Linked DNA regions of Mus musculus: all the other regions are linked to region 1. Evidence: chromatin loops called from intact Hi-C (ENCODE). Cell type or tissue: gastrocnemius. All regions are shown on one strand. Each heading gives the region's core, and the rest is flanking DNA. Links, peaks and the distances in the headings are about the cores only.

The links. A loop is a pair of places that touch in the nucleus more often than their neighbours do. Peaks named below come from ENCODE experiments on the same cell type or tissue, not always from the same donor. Only the 100,000 strongest peaks of a DNase experiment are listed, where the experiment ranks them.
Region 2: it touches region 1 in a loop (5-fold over the local background); 16 of 42 quality-filtered maps call a loop at or near these places.
Region 3: a loop joins it to region 1, with 5 times the contacts of the local background. A loop is called at or near these places in 16 of 42 quality-filtered maps.
Region 4: a loop joins it to region 1, with 3 times the contacts of the local background. A loop is called at or near these places in 2 of 42 quality-filtered maps.

What each region holds. Positions count from the first base shown.
Region 1 is chr15:82,415,433-82,420,879 of GRCm38, forward strand. No RefSeq gene overlaps it. Among named protein-coding and RNA genes, the nearest start is that of Cyp2d10, 11 kb to the left of the region's middle. In gastrocnemius, for the core only: a CTCF peak has its summit at 2,286 (motif pointing left); DNase peaks (open chromatin) are centred at 1,606 and 2,267; H3K4me3 peaks cover 798 bases; H3K27ac peaks cover 953 bases.
Region 2 is chr15:82,352,017-82,357,463 of GRCm38, forward strand. Ndufa6 (NADH:ubiquinone oxidoreductase subunit A6) reads right to left here and starts at 2,275. Exons shown (of 3, transcript NM_025987.3): 1 at 2,065-2,275. The coding sequence starts at 2,212. In gastrocnemius, for the core only: no CTCF peak of the experiment used is centred there; a DNase peak (open chromatin) is centred at 2,306; H3K4me3 peaks cover 3,384 bases; H3K27ac peaks cover 3,089 bases.
Region 3 is chr15:82,268,585-82,274,031 of GRCm38, forward strand. Septin3 (septin 3) reads left to right here and starts at 218. Exons shown (of 12, transcript NM_001368785.1): 1 at 218-483; 2 at 2,849-4,281. The coding sequence starts at 2,868. Gm52180 (a long non-coding RNA gene) reads right to left here. Exons shown (of 3, transcript XR_003951511.1): 2 at 3,760-4,037. In gastrocnemius, for the core only: a CTCF peak has its summit at 2,807 (motif pointing left); DNase peaks (open chromatin) are centred at 375, 1,038, 1,893, 2,797 and 2 more places.
Region 4 is chr15:82,337,000-82,342,446 of GRCm38, forward strand. Naga (N-acetyl galactosaminidase, alpha) reads right to left here and starts at 1,827. Exons shown (of 10, transcript NM_008669.4): 1 at 1,753-1,827; 2 at 1,239-1,315; 3 at 388-523. The coding sequence starts at 1,254. It overlaps Pheta2 (PH domain containing endocytic trafficking adaptor 2), which reads left to right and starts at 4,180. Exons shown (of 2, transcript NM_177391.4): 1 at 4,180-4,272. In gastrocnemius, for the core only: a CTCF peak has its summit at 2,095; DNase peaks (open chromatin) are centred at 1,934, 2,304 and 4,254; H3K4me3 peaks cover 2,900 bases; H3K27ac peaks cover 3,533 bases.

The DNA of each region.
Region 1 (5,447 bases), core at 179-5,178:
GTCTGAGAAGACAGTGTCAGAAATAAAATTGTATATCAGATATCTGTAGCAAGCATGAGCCAAAGGCTTGCACAGACTTCTGTGCAAAGTGAATTGACAAGCAGCCAACAAGCACACAAACAATGCCACTGTCACTTATCATTAAGACAATGAGGCCACGACCACACTTTGTGGTTCAATCAAAACAGCCCTGGAAAAAAAAAAAAAAAAGAAGCCGGGCGTGGTGGCGCATGCCTTTAATCCCAGCACTTGGGAGGCAGAGGCAGGTGGATTTCTGAGTTCGAGGCCAGCCTGGTCTACAAAGTGAGTGCCAGGACAGCCAGGGCTACACAGAGAAACCCTGTCTCGAAAAACCAAAAAAAAAAAAAAAAAAAAAAAACAGCCCTGGAAACACAGACTTCCAGGGAGCATAGCTTGCAAAGCCTTGTGCATTCTTCAGAGAGTGTCACCCAGAACTGAGGACAACTGTGGAGGAATTACTCAATAAAACTACTAAGGGTGTTATTAACCAGGAGTTCCCCTTTGAGAATATATAGAGAAGGCAAAGGAGGCTCCTCCCCGAAGGGTCATTGGCCATCTATGGCCACAGTTCCATGGTTCACAAATATCCAAAGACATACAGACAAACAAAAAAAGATACAGGAGTGGTCCCCCTTTTTCATGGTACCAAGCTTCAAGACCCTTCTAAGATGGCTGATAGAACTGAAGAACAAAAACATGCTGTGGCCTTTCCTATGGGGATGAATGGAGTGGACATGTGCCTTAGTTAGGGTTTTACTGCTGTGAACAGACACCATTACCAACATTTCCAATGCTACCCCAAAAGTCTCCCCCATGCTCCCCCACCCCTCTCCCACCCACCCACTTCCACTTCTTGGCCCTGGCATTCCCCTGTACTGAGGCAGATAAAGTTTGCATGACCAATGGGCCTCTTTTTTCACTGATGGCCGAGTAGGCCATCTTCTGATACATATGCAGCTAGAGACACGAACTCTGTGGGGTACTGGGTAGTTCATATTGTTGTTCCACCTATAGGGTTGCAGCCAAGGCAACTCTTATAAAGAACCACATTCAATTGGGGTTGGCTTATAGGTTCAGAGGTTTAGTCCATTTTCTTCAAGTTGGAAGCATGGCTGTGTCTGGGCAGGTATGGTGCAGGCAGAGCTGAGAGTGGTACATCTTCATCTGAAGACTGTTAGCAGAATACTGGCTTTCAGTTAGCTGTGATGAGGGTCTTAATTCCCATAATCACAGCGACACACCTCCTCCAACTGGGCCACACCTTCTAATAGTGCCACTCCCTGGGCCAATCATATACAAACCATCACATTCCACTCCCTGTCCTCCATAGGCTTGTTCAAATATATGAGTCTATGGGGACCATACTTAAACATGGCATAGACTTTCCCCTCCCCAATCCCTCATTTGCTGGCTCCGGCTGTGGCTGCTGCTCATTCAGCCAGTTTGCCATCTCAAAAGTGGGGCTGGCCCTGACTGCTGCCAAGGACTCTGTCTACTGCCCTCCCTCCTCTTGCATTTGCTTGTGGTTCCCCGGGGGGGGGGGGGGGAATGGGTCTAGCTCCACCCTTTGTGCCCTGCCAGGGATTCTGTTCGTGAGACTTGCTTTCCTAGCTGCTGCCCCCACCAAAGCTGCCACTGGACTCTGCCTGTTTGTCCACTGTTGTAGTTGCTTTTAGATGTCCCACTGCAGCCACAAGAAAAACAGCTTTTGCCTTGTCCGAGAGGCCACTCTTCGGTGCCCAAGAGGGAGGTCCGTTCTCCCCACCACCCAGTCCCTCTCTGCCTGGGACTTATAAAGTGAGTGCTAGCAGTACTGCATGCCGGGAGAATAGTGTGCTCCTTGCTGAGTTTTGGAATACCCTATTTCAGGCACTTCCTTTTCCCTGCCCACTGTGGACTCCAACAGTCAGAAGCATTGGGCTGTGGCTTCCAGCTGTTAGTAGGATGTCCCATGCAGTGCCCGGTCAAATTAAATACACAGTTTCCCCGCTGCTGCAGCTGAGGCCTCAGCCACTGCCAAGCAGCAGAGCGGAACCACAGACTGCCTGACCTGCAGCATCTCTGCCTCAGGCCACCTCCACGGGGCCTGCAATGTGGTGCAGCTGCCTCAGCCGCCACCGAGGAGACAGCAGAATGGTGCCACAGTAATCCACGGGCCACAGCATAGCACTGCCTCACCCATAGTGAGTTCACCAGGACCTGGCAGGAAGGATCAGGAAGGGCTGCTCGCCCTACCAACTGAGGACACACTGCAGAACCACTGCCACCCACTGGCCACTGTGGGACTCATAGACTTCTGCCACAGGAGCTGCTGCCACTAGTTGCGGTCCACAGTGTGGGGCTAGCTTCTGCCATCTGAGTTACACAGTCAGATGGGCCCACACCAACCATACAGTTCCTTCTTTCCTGCTACTAGTCTGCAAAAACCCTAGAATTTCTAGTCCCTGATTTTAGTGGGATTGCTTCCAGCTTCTCACCATTTACTTTGATGTTGGTTACTGGTTTGCTGTAGATTGCTTTTTATCATGTTTGCCCTTCTTAGAATTGGGAACAAAACACCCATGGAAGGAGTTACAGAGACAAAGTTTGGAGCTGAGATGAAAGGATGGACCATCTACAGACTGCCATACCCGGGGATCCATCCCATAATCAGCCTCCAAACGCTGACACCATTGCATAAACTAGCAAGATTTTACTGAAAGGACCCCGATAGAGCTGTCTCTTGTGAGGCTATTCTTGGGCCTAGCAAACACAGAAGTGGATGCTCACAGTCAGCTATTGGATGGATCACAGGGCCCCCAATGGAGAAGCTAGAGAAAGTACCCAAGGAGCTAAAGGGATCTGCAACCCTATAGGTGGAACAACAATATGAACTAACCAGAACCCCCTGGAGCTCGTGTCTCTAGCTGCATATGTCGGCCATCAGTGGAAAGAGAGGCCCACTGGTCTTGCAAACTTTATATGCCTAAGTACAGGGGATCACCAGGGCCAAGAAGTGGGAGTGGGGGGGGGGAGAAGAATGGGAGGAGGGTATGGGGGACTTTTGGGATAGCATTGGAAACGTAAATGAAGAAAATACCTAATAAAAAAAAGGAGAAAAAAAAAACCCTAGAATTTCAATGCCCCAGTCCTTAGGACCTGCCTCCTAGCTGACATACACGGTAAGATTTAGACCCTTGGATGACTTCCCTTCTTGAAAATGGTTCATAACCCCTCAGGGTCTTATAGCCATTCAACAATTCCTAGATCTAGGTTGGACTTCTTTCTGGTGAGTCTGGGACTTGGCAGAGTCCCTGGATGTTAATGTGATGACCTGAACTAGCCTGGCTGTATACTTGTAACCTGAACTCTTTTCTGGACCCAGGCAGAGTCCATTTTCTACAGGAGTAGACAGCCTGCTGATCTTGATTTGCAACATAATCCAGCTGAAACTAAGGATGGGGTCTGTAGGCTTTCCTTATATAAACGCAGAGCTAAAAATTAAACTTTGAGCCTTGGTCAGAAACTTTTGTCTTGGCTTCATCCTTCTCTCACCTGTCCTTTTTCATCCCCAGCCTCCCTTTCAAGTACCCAGTTTTCAGTGGCTGTAGGACAGCTATAGCAAGGTACCCCACTGGGATGTCTCCTGGAAAATATCAAATATCTGAAATTAACACCTGAATTGAGGGCATCAAAACTAGTACATTCTGCAATAAGGTCTAGATTCAGTATCCACTAGATAATGGCTCCAAATAGCCACTTAATGGCACACTAGGTTCAATTATTTTATGGCATCTTAATACATACTGCCAGTGGTCTGGTAAATGGAAAGAGGTTCCCTGTATCCAAGCATTTACCTATCCACGCTCCCACACCCTTACCCTGTTCTCACGGCATGCACACTCAGTTTGTGTCACAGGCCTGAACCTGTCTGGACCAACAAATTTTCTGTCACCATGATCTTATGCCACTGCTGCCTGATTTCTTACTCTAGTCCTAGCCAAATGCTTCTGTGCTAATTCAAAAATAGGTTTTTCTCTACTTACACAACCTGTCTAAGTTACTTCAGATTTTCATTCCCTTTCTGTCTTTATAGATAATGATGGTTTCTACTACTGCCATCGAATAATGATGTGGTCTATTCAGTTATAACCAATCGACATAGCCCTCAATCTTGTCAGAGGTTTGCTAATTATTAAGTTTATGACAGACAGAATTCCCAAAGCCTTTAACAGTTTAAATTCCCATGAGGTCTCAGAAGATTTGAACCAGCTACAAGATACTGCCTAGATTGTGATATGATAATCACTGAGAAACACAGTGGACAAAACTGGATATCCTGAGTCAAATGACTTATCTAAATCAAGCTAAGCCATTTCTTATGTCATACATATCCATTCCACAGGGAAAAAGTCCTGCCTCTTCTGTGTTTGAAAGACAGATTGACTGCTCAAGTTGCCATGGAGACCACAGGGACTGTTGGCTAGTGGACTCTGTCATTTTGTAAATAATATACAACTACTAAATTATTGTTTATTCTTTCTCAGACTTCTGACTACATTGACAGCTAAGGTAACTGTAGCTTGACAGCTAGAAAAAGCTTACAGAGATGTAGTCTGTTACCTCATTACTGTTGTGGGAAATATTAAAAAAATATATGGTAGCAGCATGTTCCCGCACTTGTGCCATCAACTCTCAGTCTAGGAGGCCTGGCTGGCCATGCACTGGTGGTTAATAGCTGATCTGTTTTCATCTCATGGATACTCTGACTCAGAACTCCACAATCTCTCCACCCAGCTCACTAGCTTGCCACTGGTGGGTCATTACCATGCCAACCCCGTGCTTCAAATCCCCCATGGCCTTTGTGGTGCACCCGTGCTTTGCCGCCATAGCTTTGTCTCTTGAACTTAGATATGCCGCTGAAATGAAGAAAAATGCAACACAAACTTCGTTCAGAAACAATGGTAACTCAATCTCTGGGCACAACAACTAAAACCTAATCTTATAAATCTTATTAAAATCTGATTCCTCTACTGGCGAATCCCTTGCCCCTTCCCTCTACTTCCCCCTCACAACTACTTGTTCATGGCCAGACTCTCTCTTCTCTTCTCTTCTCTTCTCTTCTCTTCTCTTCTCTTCTCTTCTCTTCTCTTCTCTTCTCTTCTCTTCTCTTCTCTTCTCTTCTCTTCTCTTCTCTTCTCTCCTCTCCTCTCCTCTCCTCTCCTCTCCTCTCCTCTCCTCTCCTCTCCTCTCCTCTCCTCTCCTCTCCTCTCCTCTCCTCTCCTCTCCCTCCCCTCCCCTCCCCTCCCCTTCCTACCCCTCCCCTCCCTTCCCCTCCTCTCCTCTCCTTCCCCCTCTTTCTCTCTGCCTTTCTGTGCCTCTACACCCTCTTAACTCCCTCCCCATACCCTGAATAAACTCTATTCTATACTTTACTGTCTTGTGGA
Region 2 (5,447 bases), core at 167-5,166, 63 kb before region 1:
GCTAAACAGTGGCACAAACTCAGGTGACTGAACTTAATGTGCTACATGGGTGTCCTTTGGAGATTAGGTTGTAAACTGGACTTAGTGGTAACAGGACTGTAAACCCAGCCTACAGGCTGGAGGTTTGCCGTGGCTGTGTATGGTGCTATGAATCCACAGCAAGATCTTGTTTCAAAAGAGAAAAGCAGGCTTTAGTCACCCATCCCCTGACACTCAGCCTTCGGCAGATTTGCTGAGGACACCAAGGATACAAAAGGATCACTAGGTGTTAAACATTCTGGCTACAGAGGTCAGTATATTCATTTAGTGAAGATACCTTGTGCACTGGCCATTCTTGTGACATGTCCACTCTGATCTATAAAACTGCAATCAGCCAACCATGGTGGCAGATGCCTTTAATCCCAGAATTGAGGCAAAACCTTAACAAAAACAAAAACAGTGCTGGGCATGGTGGCGCACGCCTTTAATCTCAGCACTCGGGAGGCAGAGGCAGGCGGATTTCTGAGTTCGAGGCTAGCCTGGTCTACAAAGTGAGTTCCAGGACAGCCAGGGCTATACAGAAAAACCCTGTCTCAAAAAAACAAAAAACAACAAACCAAACCAAAACACAACACCCAAAAACAAAACCAAGCCCGGTGTGGTAGCACAGAGGCAGATGGCTCTTTGAGTTCAAGGCCTGCCTGGTTTACGTAGCAAGTTCCAGGCCAGCCAAGGCTACAATGTGAGACGCTGTCTCAGAAAAACAAAACAACAAAAAGTCACAAAAACACAGACAAAATCATGCTGTGTCTAAATCAGGTTTGAATCTTTTGTTATACTCCAATTCAGTGATTGCAGAAATGGTGAACACTAGGCTAGGTTCTGAGAGAGCTGTCACCAAGGTCAGTGCGCACACAGGGATTTCAGGAAAGAACTGTACAATGACAAACTGAGACAAGTTTAAGTTGAGACAGAACCCGTCACTCAGAATCTTAGTATTTGTGAAGCATCAGGCCCAGAGACTGAAGGGTGCAGTATTATAACTACTGTCAGGTAAACTCCAGCCTGAGGTGGGCATGGTTTTTTTGTTTTGTTTTTTCTCCAGTCTGTGTTCTAATAACTAAGAGGAATCTTCTCCCATCAGTGCCTCCCCCGAGTTTTATATCAGTTACTTAAGTAACCTATTTAATACAGTAACTCCCGGAAGAAGACAGTATTATGGCCATTTCACAGATGAGCAAATACCGGTGAAAAATCTTACCCAAGGTCACACAGCTAATAAAGGTCGAAACTGAGGACAGTGTGGCTGCCTCTCAAGCAGTGCTGAGGCGTGCTGTGGAGCTGTTGTTACTCATTGGAAAACGCCTTTCCCCTCAGATCAGCTCAAGTTAAATACATGTCTACTCAACAACAAAAGATGTCCCTGACATATGTAGGACATTTGAACTCTCGCTAACCCCCTTTTAAAATCCACTACAGTGGCAGCATTGAGGGAGACAACCAAGATTGCAGATTCACACTCGCCACTCAGGTGAACAGACTAGATTCTCCCACCTACGGGAAAAGGCGTGTTTTGCAGCAGAAGGGGGTTAGACTTCAAAATTCTGGGGCAAGCTGATCTAGTGAGCAAAGCTGGGGAGCTCTGAGGGGCCATTTCGTCTGGAGGCTTCAAAGGGCAGCAGGCAGCTACTGGGTGACCTTCGTCAAGTCGTTTCCCTCTCGTGATGCAGTTTGTTCTCCAGACTAAGTAACAGATAACTGCTAAAGCCCTTCGCCACTTTAGTTACAAAATCGAATGGGCATCTAGAACCTTCTCTGGAACTGTAAAGCTGGGTTCAAGAAGCACCCGGGGCTAGCTCAGGACCGCGGACGCCCCTCCCAGGGGCTCCATAAGAAATAAGGAACAAAGGCCACCAAAGCAACTGGGGCGCTCGGAAGCCCTGTCCCGGTGTGGGGCACTCTGGCTCGGGTGACCCCCTTCCCCCGAAGCCCAGGGCTCGTTTCTGTCCCACTACGTGACCTCAGCTCGGCCGAGAGACCTTGGGCAGGTGCCTCCGGCGCCCCGAATGCACCCCTGCCTCTCACCGGTGTTCGGCACCTCCCGATACCAAGCGCGGTAGAGCTCGCGCACCCTCCGCTTGGCCTCGTTCAGGTCGCGACTGAAAATGGGCTTCACCGAGGTACTGGCTGCCGCAGCAGCAGCTTGGCGCAGGCCGGTGGCCGCGGCCGCCATCTTGCCGAGGAAGCCCCGCCCCTTCAGCGTGCGCACGCGCGGTGCCACGGGACTCGCTGCCGTGCCTCCTGCAGTGCAGAGGGAAGGACTGACTGGACTAGGGCTCTCTGATTGGCTGGAAGCCTCGGGCTCTGCAATGCGCATGCTCTACCGCGGAAACACCGATCCGGGGTTGGCTCGTTCAACGGCGGCGCTGAGGAACCACCAGGAGGCGCAGCGTCGAGGCTTCAGGCAGCGGTGAGGCGCTCTGTCTGCTCTTACCAAAAGTTTGTTCCTTCAGCCAGGCGCCGTGGTTGGCAGGCTCGGAGGAGAAGACCTCGGGCATAGATAACGGTGCCAGGCGGCAATGGCAGTCTTTCCGCAGCAACAGTGCGTACTGCTGAGCATATTGTGTATGTGCTTCCGGAAAACCGTTTTCTTGTAGACATGGTGTCGATCGCAAAAGCGCCTCTGGCTTGAGCTTTTTGGCGTTTCTCAGCCCCGTTTGTTTACTTACTTCATGCCATTGTTTTGAGTTGTCGTCTCACTGCGCCTGGCCTGGAACTCACTTACGTAGACCAGCCAGGCTGGCCTCAGAGCTTGCAGTGATTTCTCTGCCTCTGCAGGTTTGTGCCCACAGCACTTGCGGTTGCCTTTTTGTAAATAAATGTGTGTGGGTGTTTTGGATGTTTGTATAGGTGTGCGCCACGTGTGCTTTTTGGAGTCCATGGAGGCCAAAAGAAGGCTATGGATTCCTCTGGGACCGACGGTTATGATTTGCTTTGTGGAGCTGGGAATTGAGCCCAGGTCCTTTGGCAGAGCAGTTAGAGTGCTTAAGCACTCACTGAGGCATCTCTCCAGCCCCGCAGTTACATTTGACCTTGCACTCCACATTTCCCCTGCTTCAGTCTCCTTAGTGCTACTTCACCTAGCCTAATCATTTCCATTTTAGACTAGGGATTTTACATCCCAAACCATGGAAGCTATATCTACCTCTGTATCTAATCTATATCTATACTCTATGGTATATATCTATATATATTCGCTGCTATATAAATAAAAGCTGAAGAATTGCTGCCTAACGACATTCTAATATAGTAAGTGCACCATGCTTTTATGGATATTTTTGTGGTGATTTGAACAAACAGTACTTCCAGTCAAAGTACAATGCACACAGATATGCTCAGCACACAGCATTTAAACTCTCATGGAGGAGAGCATGGCAGCAGGCAGGCATGAGTGGCCTTGAAGCAGCAGCTGAGGTCTTACAATAGAGAAAGACTGGGCCGGCCTCTAGTCACTTCTAGTGACACATCTTCAACAAGGGCCACATACTCCAACAAGGCCACACCTCCTAGTCCTTCCCAAAACAGTTCCACTAACTAGGGACCTAGCATTCAAACACATGAACTTATGGGGCCCAAACCACCACATTATTGATTTTTGTTTTTTTCTTTTATTCTCTCCCCTCCTTTTTGAAACCTGGCTAACCTGGGACTTTCTTTATAGACCCATGTTGGATGATTCACAACTACCATAACTAGCTCTAAGGGGCCCAGTAACCTTTTTTCTAGCCTCTATTAAGCACCTGCATAATGTGGTCCCTATACACATACACACATGAACACACACACACACACACACACACACACACGCACATACAGATAAATTATTTAAAAAATTTAGTTTTTCAGACTTGTTTTAAGGTCTAAAATGTAGTCTTTTCTGTCGTGACTAGTATTTCATGTGCATATAAACCAAGACATTCTCTAGTTTTGGCCATCTACAGGTACATAGTCGTGATTCAGCGACCTTTATGAGGTTTGGAGGAGGTAGGAATTGCTGTCATGCGCTATGCCCACTCACTTGATATCACTGAGTACCCTCAGAGGCAGGCTCTGTGTCCTTTCTGTGTCCCAGCATGCTGCTGTACCCCACATGGAAGCTCAACAAACACTGGCTGGGTGAGTGGATGGCACTTGGACGCTGCTAGGCTCCCTTCTTACTTATGATTCAGAGGATAGGCTGCTCGGTGTTAAGCCCTCCCATGTCACTGTGACTTCCATGTCTTCAGGACTTCACATGGCGCTCCCTCATCACCTCGTTACTGCCCCCTTATCCTTGAATGGCGTTGAACTGAACCAAAGGAGTACCAGTGAGGGTGTTACCCCTCGCCGGGCACACTTAGAACCACCTTGAGGCAATTGGCATGACACCCTTCTCAGATATGGAGGGGTTGTCTATCTGAAAGCTCTCTACATCACGATGCCACACCCTCCCTGCAAAAGGAGGGCCTGCGCACCCAACTCCCAGGCAAGGCTGGTATTGACACTCTTCCCAGGCTGTCTGTAGGCTACGTGGACACTGACACAAAGAAGTCTCTGGATCCCTGACTGTCATCCAGATGGGCGTGCTTGGTAAGTAGGTTTAGAGGTGTTCTTGTTAACCCATACCCAACCCAGTGAGAAGGATCCTTAAGGCCCAGTCCTGCCCTCTGTGTATCCCTTCCTTCTTGGCTCTCCCCTTCTGTGTATCCTTCTTGGTTATCCCCTTCCTCCTCTCCAGAACTGATCTTACTTCCTTTCCCCTCTCCTAGCTTCCTTGCAGGATGAGCTTGATACCGTACTCATTGACACGGAGTCCTGAGTGACTCACAGAACTTAGAGTTGAATACACTGCTAGCAGCACTCTCAGTAAGATGTGGTGGCTCTGCTTTAAAATGCTCACCAGGACTTGAAGCAGCAGATAGGAACAGCAGAATCATGCAATCAGTCATGTTGTTATTGATCTGTCTCAGCCATAAGACCAATTTTCTAGACACTGTTAATGGCTTCTCTAATAGGAGAAGCCCTCATTGGGAAACCAAGGGAGGTGTGCTGCCCCACCTCAGTCAGAGAAGGAAGCATTTCACAACCACTATGTCACTATGAATGTGAATTTTAGGCGGGTAAGGGAACAGAGAAGGACCTAGAGTTTGGGAGTTTGTATATATATTGAGTTTAGGCTAGCCTAGGCTACATATTGAGAGTCTCTCTCTCTCTGTCTGTCTCTGTCTATGTCTCTGTCTCTGTCTCTCTCTCTGTATATATGTCAATCAGACAGACAGACAGATCGTAAGATAGATGACAGGAGGGGCCAGAATGACCTCATACAACACTCACTTTTAGGCCAATCAGGGAAGAAGAACATGAGGGGTGGGAAGAAACCCAGAAGATGAGACATCTACAGCCAGAAGAGGTGATTCTAGGAAGAGGGT
Region 3 (5,447 bases), core at 283-5,282, 150 kb before region 1:
ACCCAGAGAAGGATAAGATCTGCGTCTTTCAGGACTTTGCTGTCCAATATGGTAGATGGACATTCAAATGAAATAAAATTGAAAAAAAAAATCCAGGTCCTTGGTCATCATAGAATAGTGGTAAGTGCTCGGGAGCCGCCTGTGGCTGGTGGCTATTTTATTGGACAGTGGACACATAGAACATTTCCATTATCACAGAAAGTTCTATTGGCCGGCCAGAAGCTCACTCGCCAAGGCGAGCAGCTCACAGGAAAGCAGGCCAGAGCCCCCAGTGTTGTGGGGTATGGCAGAAAGGAAGTGGCAAGATGATGGGTCGAGGACATGCCAAGAGAACGTTGGGCTTGGCTCCTGGCTCAGAGTGAGTGTTTAGGGCACGTCTGTGGCCTGCACTCTGTGGCTGAGATGCTGTGCCCATCTGCTTACGGGCCTGGCTTTGGCAGAAGACTCTGAGTTTCTCCAGCCTGGCTCAGTCCCTGGCACAGAGTAAGTACCCAGCCAATGGCGTCTCTTCCCACCACGGTCCTTCTCATACTATCATGTGACAGAGCAGCCTGGTGCTGGGGAACCCAGGAAAAGGTTCTTAGCCCAGTGGCCACAGGCTGCTGAGGATCTGCCTCACCAGAGACAGCTGGGGTAGGTCTGTGGATTTCTTTGAGGTCTGGCCCGGGGCTGGCTAGCTTCATACCCCGAGTCTTACTTAGCAGAGGATCTGTCTGAAGCAGGATGGGTCTCAGAGAATGGATTTGAAGGGTACAGTTGTATACACAGAAATCCCAACATGAAGCACAACCGCAGGAGCATGGACACAGATGGCCCTGGGGTCAGCAAAGTCTTAGGTGGTTGCAGAGGGAAAGTGGGAGGGCATGAGACAAACAGGGACATCACCGTTGGAGTAGCTCAGTTCTCTCTTACTGGTGACACTTCTCAAGGGTCCAGTCTTGGAGACAAGGACACATGGGTTATGTGCCATCCCCTCCCTAGGTGGCTCTGCGCGTATAGGGCAGCTCAGCTGGCTGACGCCCATAGCTCTGTAGGATTCCAGAGACTCAGAGCAGCCATTCACTGCCACCCACTCTCAAGAGGCCAGAGCCTCCCTGCCCGGAGCCCAGTCCAGCGAGAGGGACAGGTCAGGGGAGAACTGGGCCCTCAGCTAGTGGACTATGATCAGGAGGCTTAGTGAAAGCTCAAGAGAGGACCCAGAGAAGAGAGGTCTCTGAGCCCGGCCACATGGCTAGCCTCTGGGTGCAGAGGAGTGGGTGGGGTCTGCAAGAGGTCAGCTTCCTTGACTGAAAACCACCGGCTTCTTTTCTGTCTTCTGATCCAGGTAGGTGTGCCTGCCTGTTTGTGTGTGTGTGTGTGTGTGTGTGTGTGTGTGGGTATGTGGGGAGGGTAGAACCAAGGTGTTCACAGGACACGGGGCTCACTGAGGAGGCAAGGATCTAGTGACACAAGAACAAGGTGACCTCAGGAGTTCTGGTCCTTGGGTCTGTGGCTAAGCGAAGGGTGAACACGGTGTGCCCAGGTGCATGTGGTGGGAACAGTGGGCAAGAGAGGTCAGGGCGGCAGGGATATGCCTAATGGAGAAGAGGCAGAGAGGCTGGACAGTTGAGAGAAATACATGGCCAGAGATGATAGGCTAAAGCCATCCCTTAAGGCAGAACAAGAGCCCCCTTGCATCCTGCTTCTCCTGTTCCAAACTTCAGAGAGACGGATGCGATACCACTCTCTACTGGCAGCCCTCACCTCCCCCGCCTCTCCCCTGCCCTCCCCCCCCCCCCCCCGGCCAGTCTTGGCCTGTGGTGTTGAAAGTAATGGAGATAACTTTGTCCCAGAGGCAGCACCAGTCAGCCCCCTGGGGACCCTGGAGACCACCTTGGGGAGTATGGTTCGACTACCTGTCAACCTGTCACCTGTCAACACTGGATCATCGAGCTGGGGACCCCCTTTTCTCTCAACTCCCTGCCCCCAGGCAGCCTTTTCCAACCTCATCCCTGACCCACTGCCCAGACCTCAGAGTCCTTCAGTCACGCCCCACGGATCCAGTACTCTCAGATCCGTTCCCAACATTTCCCCTTTCAAGCTGTCTTTGAAATGGTTGTTCCTAAGAGCAGCGAGCATCAAGTTATCTTGCAGGACCCGAACAGCTTTGCAGCCTCTCCTGGACCCTGTTCACCTTCAGCCTTATCTCTACTCTGCCAAGCAGAGCCTGGAAGTCCTGTGCTGGGGCTTTCAAAAGGAGGCTCTCCCTTCTCATCTGTGGGCTGTCCTTAGGAGCTGCCTGATGCCAGGCACAGTTTCCTTCAGCTGACATCCACCCTATTCAGGCTTCCCCCAAATGTCTCTCACCAGCAATACTCCAGCTCAGGGGCTCTTTCCTAGTGGGGTGCAGGGACTCCCGGTTCAGACTCTGTTCTCAGGCCACCTGGACATCCCACAGTCTCTGACCCAGATACCTGGACTCTTGTTTTCATTGCTATGGTGGTTTCTGCAAGAGACAGGCAAGATTGCCTTCCTCCAGAGTCCTTGAATTCATATGTAACCTCCACAGAGCTGTCCAGGGAGAGCATCCACCCTCCGGAACCAGGGAAAAGAGACAGCTAAACTCCATGCTGGGTTCTCTGATGTCAGGGGCAAGTTGTTTGATGGCAGTGCCTATAATGTGGCTGCAGACTGGGCAGCTGTATGAGGTGTGTGTCAATCTGCAGCAGGTGGAAGCTGTTGGGCCATAGGAAAACACAAACTCCCCTAAGGCCCTCACGCTAGGTTCCCTCAGGCTGGCAGCGCCACCTGCTGGTTGAGAGCTGAGACTTTGTCCTTGTCCCTCCCTCCTCCCTTGTGATTGCCTTAGGGAAAGCTGGACAGCCTGGATGAACCACGCCTTCGCACCTGCTCCTCCGGAGATGCAGCCACACAGGGCTCCAGGCCCCAGAACATCTTTCTCTCACAGCCACATGCTGGGGCACCACACCCACCAAAAGCTCACTGCAGATGTGTCCCCCCTCATCCCTGTCATCAAGAAGACTGGGCGTTTGGATGCCTTCCCCCAAAGCAGTGTCCTAGAGAATTCCAAACAGCCAAGCATTAGATCCAGGGCCTGTAGTATGTCCCAACAGGGCACTGCCACGGGGTCCCTGAGTTCCATGCCTCCCAATAGCTTTATGCCCAGGAAACTCAGCTCTATTTCCTTAACAATACACCAGAATGTCCAAACGCGGCCCTTAGATGCCTCACTTTCTCATTGGGAAGAATTGCCCAGTTTGCACAAGGAGGCTGTCACCCACAGAGAAGGGAGGCTGTCTGCTTCAAGTTTGCCACTCATGGCTCATGTGCCACAGGTCAGGACCTCCTCTGAAGGCCATGGGAACCCAGAACTTACCAAAGCCAGCAGAACACCCACAGGGAATAAACCTCTGGTGTCTTCATGCCTGACTTTACCTTTCCAAGCTCAGTTCATTCAGAGTTCGTCAAGCCTCCCGGGGCCAGGTCCCATGGGACAAGTCCCTTCCAGAGCCTCTCCAGGAAGAGGCAAGTGCAGGCCCAGGGGTATTCCCAGATCCCGAGCATACCTCCAAAGGGCTACCTCGGCTGCAAATGTGTCTGTTGTGAGCACAAAACTAGATAAAGCCAGACATATAGGCACAGTGGCTCTCCACAGACCGGAATTGGCTATCAATATGCCTACACTAAACCAGTCCAGACTGGTCAGAAGCGCAGAGCTTCCTGTTCTGGATGCCAGGATGGACCTGGCCACCAACTTACCTGTAGTATCCAAGTCAGGAAAAGTGACAGACTCAATTGCAGCAGGCACAGCCAGGGATTTAGCTAGAGCAGTGACAACCAAGTCAGGCCAGGTTCCGAATTTGGTAACTGCAGCATCAGACAAGCAGGAAAGTGTCAAGCTTTTGACCACGGGGAACTCAAACGTGGCTTTGCCAACATCGGATGAGGCCAAGCAGGGCATAACCAGGTTGGACACAGTCAAAGCTTTGGCCAGAGCCACCGTAGGCAGGCCGGACACAATGACAGATTCTCCTGCACTGGAGACAAGCAGACTAGGTACAGCCATGGATTCAGTTGTGCTGGTCTGCCCAGACCCAGCCAGTAGTGAGACCAAGCCACACACTGTCAACAATGGGACTATCAGAGACACGGTTACCTATGCTACCTCTCCTCAAAAGCCGAGCAGAAGCACAGACCCAGCCCAGGACCATGGAGCTGTGGGTGCTTCCACAGACAGCCTCAAGGAACCCACCTCGCTGGACCTGGCCCCAGAACCCAAAGGTAAATGCAAGAGCTTGGTTGGGGGAAGATCTGCTGGTGGGTGAGCAGGGATGCATCCAGCTCACCAGGTTATGAAAGAGAGTGGGGGCTCTCTGGTCAGAATTGAATAGGTGGCAGAAAAGGGGGCAGGGGTTGAGGGGCTGAAGGACACTGTCAGGAGGAAGGCTCACAGCTGAGGATATGCTAAGTCCCCTTCTTGACCAGGATCTATGCTTGCTGCTGCCGCTGCTGCTGCTGCTGCTGCTGCTGCTTCTTCTTCTTCTTCTTCTTCTTCTTCTTCTTCTTCTTCTTCTTCTTCTTCTTCTTCTTCTTCTTCTTCTTCCTCCCCTTCCTCCTCCTCCTCCTCCTCTTTTTTTTTTTTTTTGAGACAGGGTTTCTCTGTATACCCCTGGCTGTCCTGGAACTCACTTTGTAGACCAGGCTGGCCTCAAACTTAGAAATCCGCCTGCCTCTGCCTCCTGAGTGCTGGGATTAAAGGCATGCACCACCACGCCTGGCTCTATGCTTGTTTCTTAGTTCTCTAAAAAGTCAGGATAATTGGGTGATTTGTAGATGATTCCAGCTTTAAGGAAAGTCTATCTGAGCTCGAGGCCTCCCTGGTCTACAGAGCAGGTTCTGGGATGGCTAGTGCTACACAGAGAAACCCTCTCTGGACATCTCCCCACCCACCCCGCAAAAAAAGGCTAATGAGCAAAAACACAGAATTGCTACTTAAAAGGAATGTCAGTGACTGGGAGGTAAAGGTGGAAGGATAACGTTCACAGCCAGCCTTACCTGGAAGTCTTGGCTCCAGCTCTTTAAAGTTGGAGGTGTGTGTGTGTGTGTGTGTGTGTGTAAATCCTATACATGTCTATAAACAGGTCAGCACAAGGGCTAGAAATTCTATGGATGTCTCAGCTCAGATTCTGGGTCAGGAGAAAGGCTTGGGAAATATCCAGTCCAATTCGTGAGCTGAGTCCTCGGCTCGTCAGAGCCTCTCCTATCCCACTGTGCATGCGGCCTCCGTTTTCACTCTTTGCGGTGTAACCCCAGCTCTCCAGCTTCAGCTCAGCTCTCTCTCCTGAACTCTGCTGGACTACTCCCCCTGGGTATCTCCAGGACATGTCCAGAGGCAGGGAGCCCTTTTCTTCTAGAACCAGCTGCTGCCCTCCCCCATCTTGCTCAGC
Region 4 (5,447 bases), core at 1-5,000, 79 kb before region 1:
TCTTTCTCTCTGCTCTGAATTCTGGCTATAAAAAACCAAGCCTCTACTGTCAGCTGAGGTGGGGCCAGGATAACAAGTGTAAATGACCTTCCAGGGTTAGGGTAGGGCGAGAAAGAGGTGGTCTGGCATCCAGGCCAAAGGGCAGGACTAGGCCTAGGGAAGCCTGTGGGGCCTGTCTGGCATTTTATCTTCTTTCAGTTACCTCAGAGGCCAAGTACACCTACTGAGGCCCCAAGCAGGTCATGGGGCTAGGTGTCAGATACATTCATTCTGACTCTGCATTTTTCTATTTAAAAAAATTTTTTTAAAATTTTTGCTGATGAGTGTCTTTCACCCACTGACCCACTGACCCCATTTTGTTGCCCTGGGTAAGCAGATCTTACTCACCTGATGCAGTTCTTCGGGTCCTCCACACAGTCGATGTTACAGCGGAAGCGTTCCCAGGCCAGCCAGCCCATGGGTGGAGTCCGCAGTAGCCCATTCTCCAGCATCAGTACCTGAGCCACCAGGGCCAGTAAGAGCACTGAGGGGGAGGTGGATGGTGACTTGTAAATGGTTCCTACAGCACCCCACCCCCCAACCCCAGTCATCACCTCAACCCCTCCAGCCCTTCAGCCCTCCCCAGGTACAGGCCAGTAGGGTTAGAGTTGCCTCAGCCTGTGAGTGCAGTCTGGGGGGGGGGGTACATGGGGCAAAGTAATGTATTCAAAAAGCTGTTGCTACAGACTGGGAATCAATGGAACGGACCCCTGAAGTCATGTCCTTGATATACATGAGACCAGATGCCCTCTTCCCTCCCTCCCTACACAGAAATGACAGTTCATTGTGGACTCTGGGTTTCTGAGGCCTTGGAGTTTTTGCTCTCCACCTCAGAAAGCCTCAGAAGGGCCTAAAGGGGTTGGTCAGGGTGGACTTGTACCCAGCTGCTCACCTACACAAGCCCCTTCCTCTTGGCTTTCAGCTTCCTTATATATAAATTACCACACCCACATGACAGGGCTGCTACAGCCCGCCAGGATCGGGTAAGATAGGACCTATACACTGGAGCAGGGCTGAAAAAGGAAGTGGCCTCTTTGGAGGGGAAACGATTCTGAGGTGTGGGGCATCTCCTTGATTTTCCTGGCCCAGCTCCAAGGAGAGGCACACTTCTCCCCACATACCCCCATCAAGAAAGAGGAGGGCTGGGGCTTCCTCGCCACAGTCCTCCCCTGCAAAGCCACCTGAGTAGGTGAGGGTACCTGTCTTCTGCAACATTGCCTTGGAGTCAAATCTCAGGACCCACTCGAATCTGCTCTTAGCAGCTTTATATGCTGAACTGTGGAAGATAACAGATGTTATGTATCCCACCGGGCATAGTGGGACCCACCTTTAATCTCAGCACTCAGGAGGTAGAAGCAGGAGGATCTCTGAGTTCTGGGCCAGCCTGGTCCACATAGCCAGTTTCAGGCCAGCCAGGGCTACTAGGTAGAGAGACCCTATCTCCGAAAATAAAAGTTACGGATTCCACATTTGGTCCCAAGTCGCTTTCACTACCCTCACACACTCCTTCCCTACCCTTTACTTCCCGGAATCTAAGCTCTTCTTTTAGAACTACAAATAGTCTAGGACACTTTGCCCAAGAGCGGTTGTGACTGGTTCTAGGAATACCAGGAAGAAGGAAGGCTATAGGCCATGTCCGGTTCCAGGTCCCCGTGTGGGTTCAGATTCTCGGTTCTTAAACATCGCAGGCCCAGGGTCCCCCTTGATTCTTACCCTCGCGCTCGCTCAGTCCGCGGTAAGCCGTGAAAGCCCCCGTGGCGGCCGCTTGTACCTATAGCGACCCGGGAGGCGGAATGTCACGGGACAACCCTTCTTGAGCAACCAATCAGAATCCCCTAGCAACGCCGTGCCCTCCCTCTATGCCCCAGCTCCCAGCCTCCAAAAGCTCCGCCCATCTAAGCTCGCGTTCTGCGCGTTCCCGAGGCGCGCTCCCGTGGGAAGTCGGCTTGGGCGCCCTGTGCGCGCGCCGCTGTGCCTCGGGTCTGGTTGGAGTCCTCCGTCCTCCGCCCCAGAGGGCGGGGGTGGTGGCCCGCACTGCCCGTGCTCAGTAAGTAGCTGTGCAGTGAATTCCTACAGAGGGCGATACCTTGCTCTTTTTTTGTTTGTTTGTTTGTTTGTTTGTTTGTTTTATTTTGTTTTGTTTCTTCGAGACAGGGTTTCTCTGTGTCCTGGAACTCATTCTCTAGACGAGGTTGGCCTCGAACTCAGAAATCCACCTGAAACCTTGCTCTTAACCACTCGAAAACGGTAGTGAAAGAGGCTGGGTGGGGTTTCAGCTCTCGAAAGGTCAGGAGGCTGCCCCCTCCACCTGACACCCAAGGGGTTGTTCGCCCACCCACTCCCCAAATGTATTTATTCATTACTTATTCATATGTTAAACACAGGCTAGGTGCCAACCACTATTTCTGGATGCCTTTACACCGATGATGATCATAGCTGTCCCCTCTCCGAATCTGTGCCATTTTCCTCCTATCAGGTAATGGCAAACCGACTTCTCTGCCAATCTTTTCTCTCAGCCTTTACATGCAATTGTCCAAAAATTGATTCCTGCCTTTAAATTCCACCTCTCATCCCACCCAGTAACGCTGGCCTCATTACATATTGCCTGGATGATTCGGAGACAGCCCTCAAGGGCCTCCTTTGTCCACCTTACTTCTCCAAGGCAGCCAAGGCAAACCTGAAAACTCAGCTCTGTGGGCTGGTAAGATGGCTCAGTGGTTAAGAGCACTTAGTGCTCTGGCAGAGCACGAGGGTCCGTCTCCAGACTCACATGCCAGGGGATCTGATGCCCTCTTCTGAACTCTGAGGCCACCAGGCATTCACATGGTGCACATACAGGCAGATAATCGGGCACACACTTAACCTAAAAAAACGAACCCAACCCAGCCCTGGTCTTGTCTCTCTGAAGTCTGTGTGATGGCTACTCTCTTAGTTTGGGGAAATGGTGTTTCTAAACCCCACCCTCTACCTTTTGACCCTATTCCCTGCCGTCATCTTCCTCATTGCCCTCCTTGTGGCCCCTCAAACACAGCCTTTGAACCAGCTGTGCCTTCTGCTTAGAATGCACTTCTAGATATGGGCATAGCCGACACCCTCATTTCCCTTAATTATATGTCCAAGTGAGGTCTACTCTGCCCATTCTTCTATTTAAAAACGGCAAGCTCTCCCCTCCCTCCTCAGGAAACTCATGCTGTATTCTCCCCTTACCCACCCTCCCGCGACCTTCACCTTGTAACACATTTACTCTAGTGGATACTACTAGTTGAAGAAAAGTTAGTGAACATTGCAGCCACCAACCACCACACTCCCCCCTTAAAACATCCAGCAAAATGTAGGGTATGCTTGTTTACATTGTGAGGTCAGGGAGGAGACCTCAGAGCGGACAGCTGAGACCTAAATGTCAAGGAGCTCTAAGTGGGGGTAGGGTGAGAGGGGAGGGCCGGCTGGGCTTCAGGAACTGCAAAGCAAGGGTTGAGGTGGGAATCCACAAAGCCCGTGGGCAGGCAGGCAGGCATTTGAACACAGTTGCATTCAGGGCGACTACGGGAATCCTGGTCTCCTATCTTATTAGTGCTTTCCCCGCAGCCTTCCCTGCAAGCCTATGGACAGACTCCAGGTAGAGCCTCAGGACCACAAGTGGACTGCAGACCTGCGTTGGTGGGTGATAGAAGCCGAAATGGCCAATATCTAGAGGCAGAGATGGGGCTAAGCCAAAGACTTGGTTGAGAACCTTAGCAGGGTTTTGCAGGATGTGTAGGAGCTCGCTTTAGGAAGCGCCCTATCTGATGATTTGTCTGGTTTGGCTCTGCACGCGCGAGAGGGAAGAGAGGGGCGGATCGGGGAGATACTGGATGGGCTGTAAGGGGAAACTTTTGGGGGAAAAAGAGCACTCCTTATTCTTCTTCGGTGTAGAGCTGGAGGCCTGTGGGTAGCCTGAGGTTGGGCTTGGGGTTCGAGACGACCCCTCACCGACGAGTCCTGTGGCGCAGGCAGGTCCCCACCTTCCAGGGCCTCAGTTTCCCTCCAATATGCGAGCCGAGGCGACTTTGCGGATCTGGAGGCCTGGTGGGTACTGGGCGGGGAGCGGCCGGGGCGGTACCCCGAGCCTCCCGGGCGGGGTCTCCCGGCTCCTGCGGCCACGTTTGCGACCTGGGCGGAGGCCGGGGTTCAGAGCGAGAAAGCCCAGGGGGCGACAGCATCGCACTCGACGGGCCAGGCCCTCGGGCGCCGGAGGTGAGAGCCGGTCAGGCGGGCTCCGGGAGGAGGTGACCAGGAGGGCGTGGCCGTGGACGTGGCTGGAAAGCCCGGGCGGGATCCAGGGGACCCAGGCACCAGCAGGGCTGCCGGAGGGAGAGACCGCGGCCGCAGGCGTGCGTGGACTCAGCCCCTCCTTGGGGCCCACAAAGGGCAGCGGCTAGAACAGCCTTCCTCTATTCCAGGCCTGCTTGCTTCTCTCTCTTTGGAGCCCTTCTTCCCCTCCCGCCTCCTGGCTACGTTTTTTATCACTCACTACTTGATTAATTCATTATTTATTTAATTGTATTTGCTTACGGAGTGTCTCTTTTGCTGGAAAGTAGATTTCAAGAGGACGGGGACCTAGTTTTGTCTACTGATGCATTCCTACAAATTCAGCAAGTCTGCACAGGGCTGATTATTGGCGATTTAACCACTCTAGATGTCCTGCAAATAGGGAGGGGAGGTGCGCGAAAGGGACAAAGCCAAATTCGATCTTTGGGTACATCAGTAATCAGGAGACTTCTCCCCAATATCGTGGTGACGGAAATCCCATAGGGACAGCCAGGAAATCTTAACTGCACTTAACTGACCTACCTAGCCCCAGGGAGCCCAGAATTACAGTCAAGAGACAGTGGGCCAAGACATACAGGGAACTTCAGTTGCCCTACGGGATGAGCAGATTATGAAAAGGAGGAGCGCTTCCGGCAAAAGGCTGCCCTTTTACTGGGGCCCTGAAGTTAGAACAGTTCTCACGTTCTCTGAGAACCCTTTTGCAGGCTCTCTGGAAACCATGTGGCTGAGCTGTGTGGTTAGATAAGAGGCCACCCTGTCCCCTTCTGTGACTCTGCTGATAAGTGTGTCACCAACAAGGCCCCACCTAGAAGTTATAAGACCAAGTGCTGACTCTTCCTCATATGACCCTTGCCAGTTCAGCTGTATAGGAACCTTGGAGCACCAGAATTTAGTGGCTATGTCTTCAGTGCCCCAGGACACACCGCTGGAGTTTACAGAGCCGGTCCCATTCACCCCTGGTCACCTCCTCCTTCCTCTGGTGCTCGTTGGTGTGATGTGGTTACCCCTAGGTGGTCTCGGTCACTGGCCTGTCCCTCCCCTGCCTCCATCTGGCTCTGAAATGTGGGCTGGATACCACTGGGGCTAGTAGGGGCTCAGGA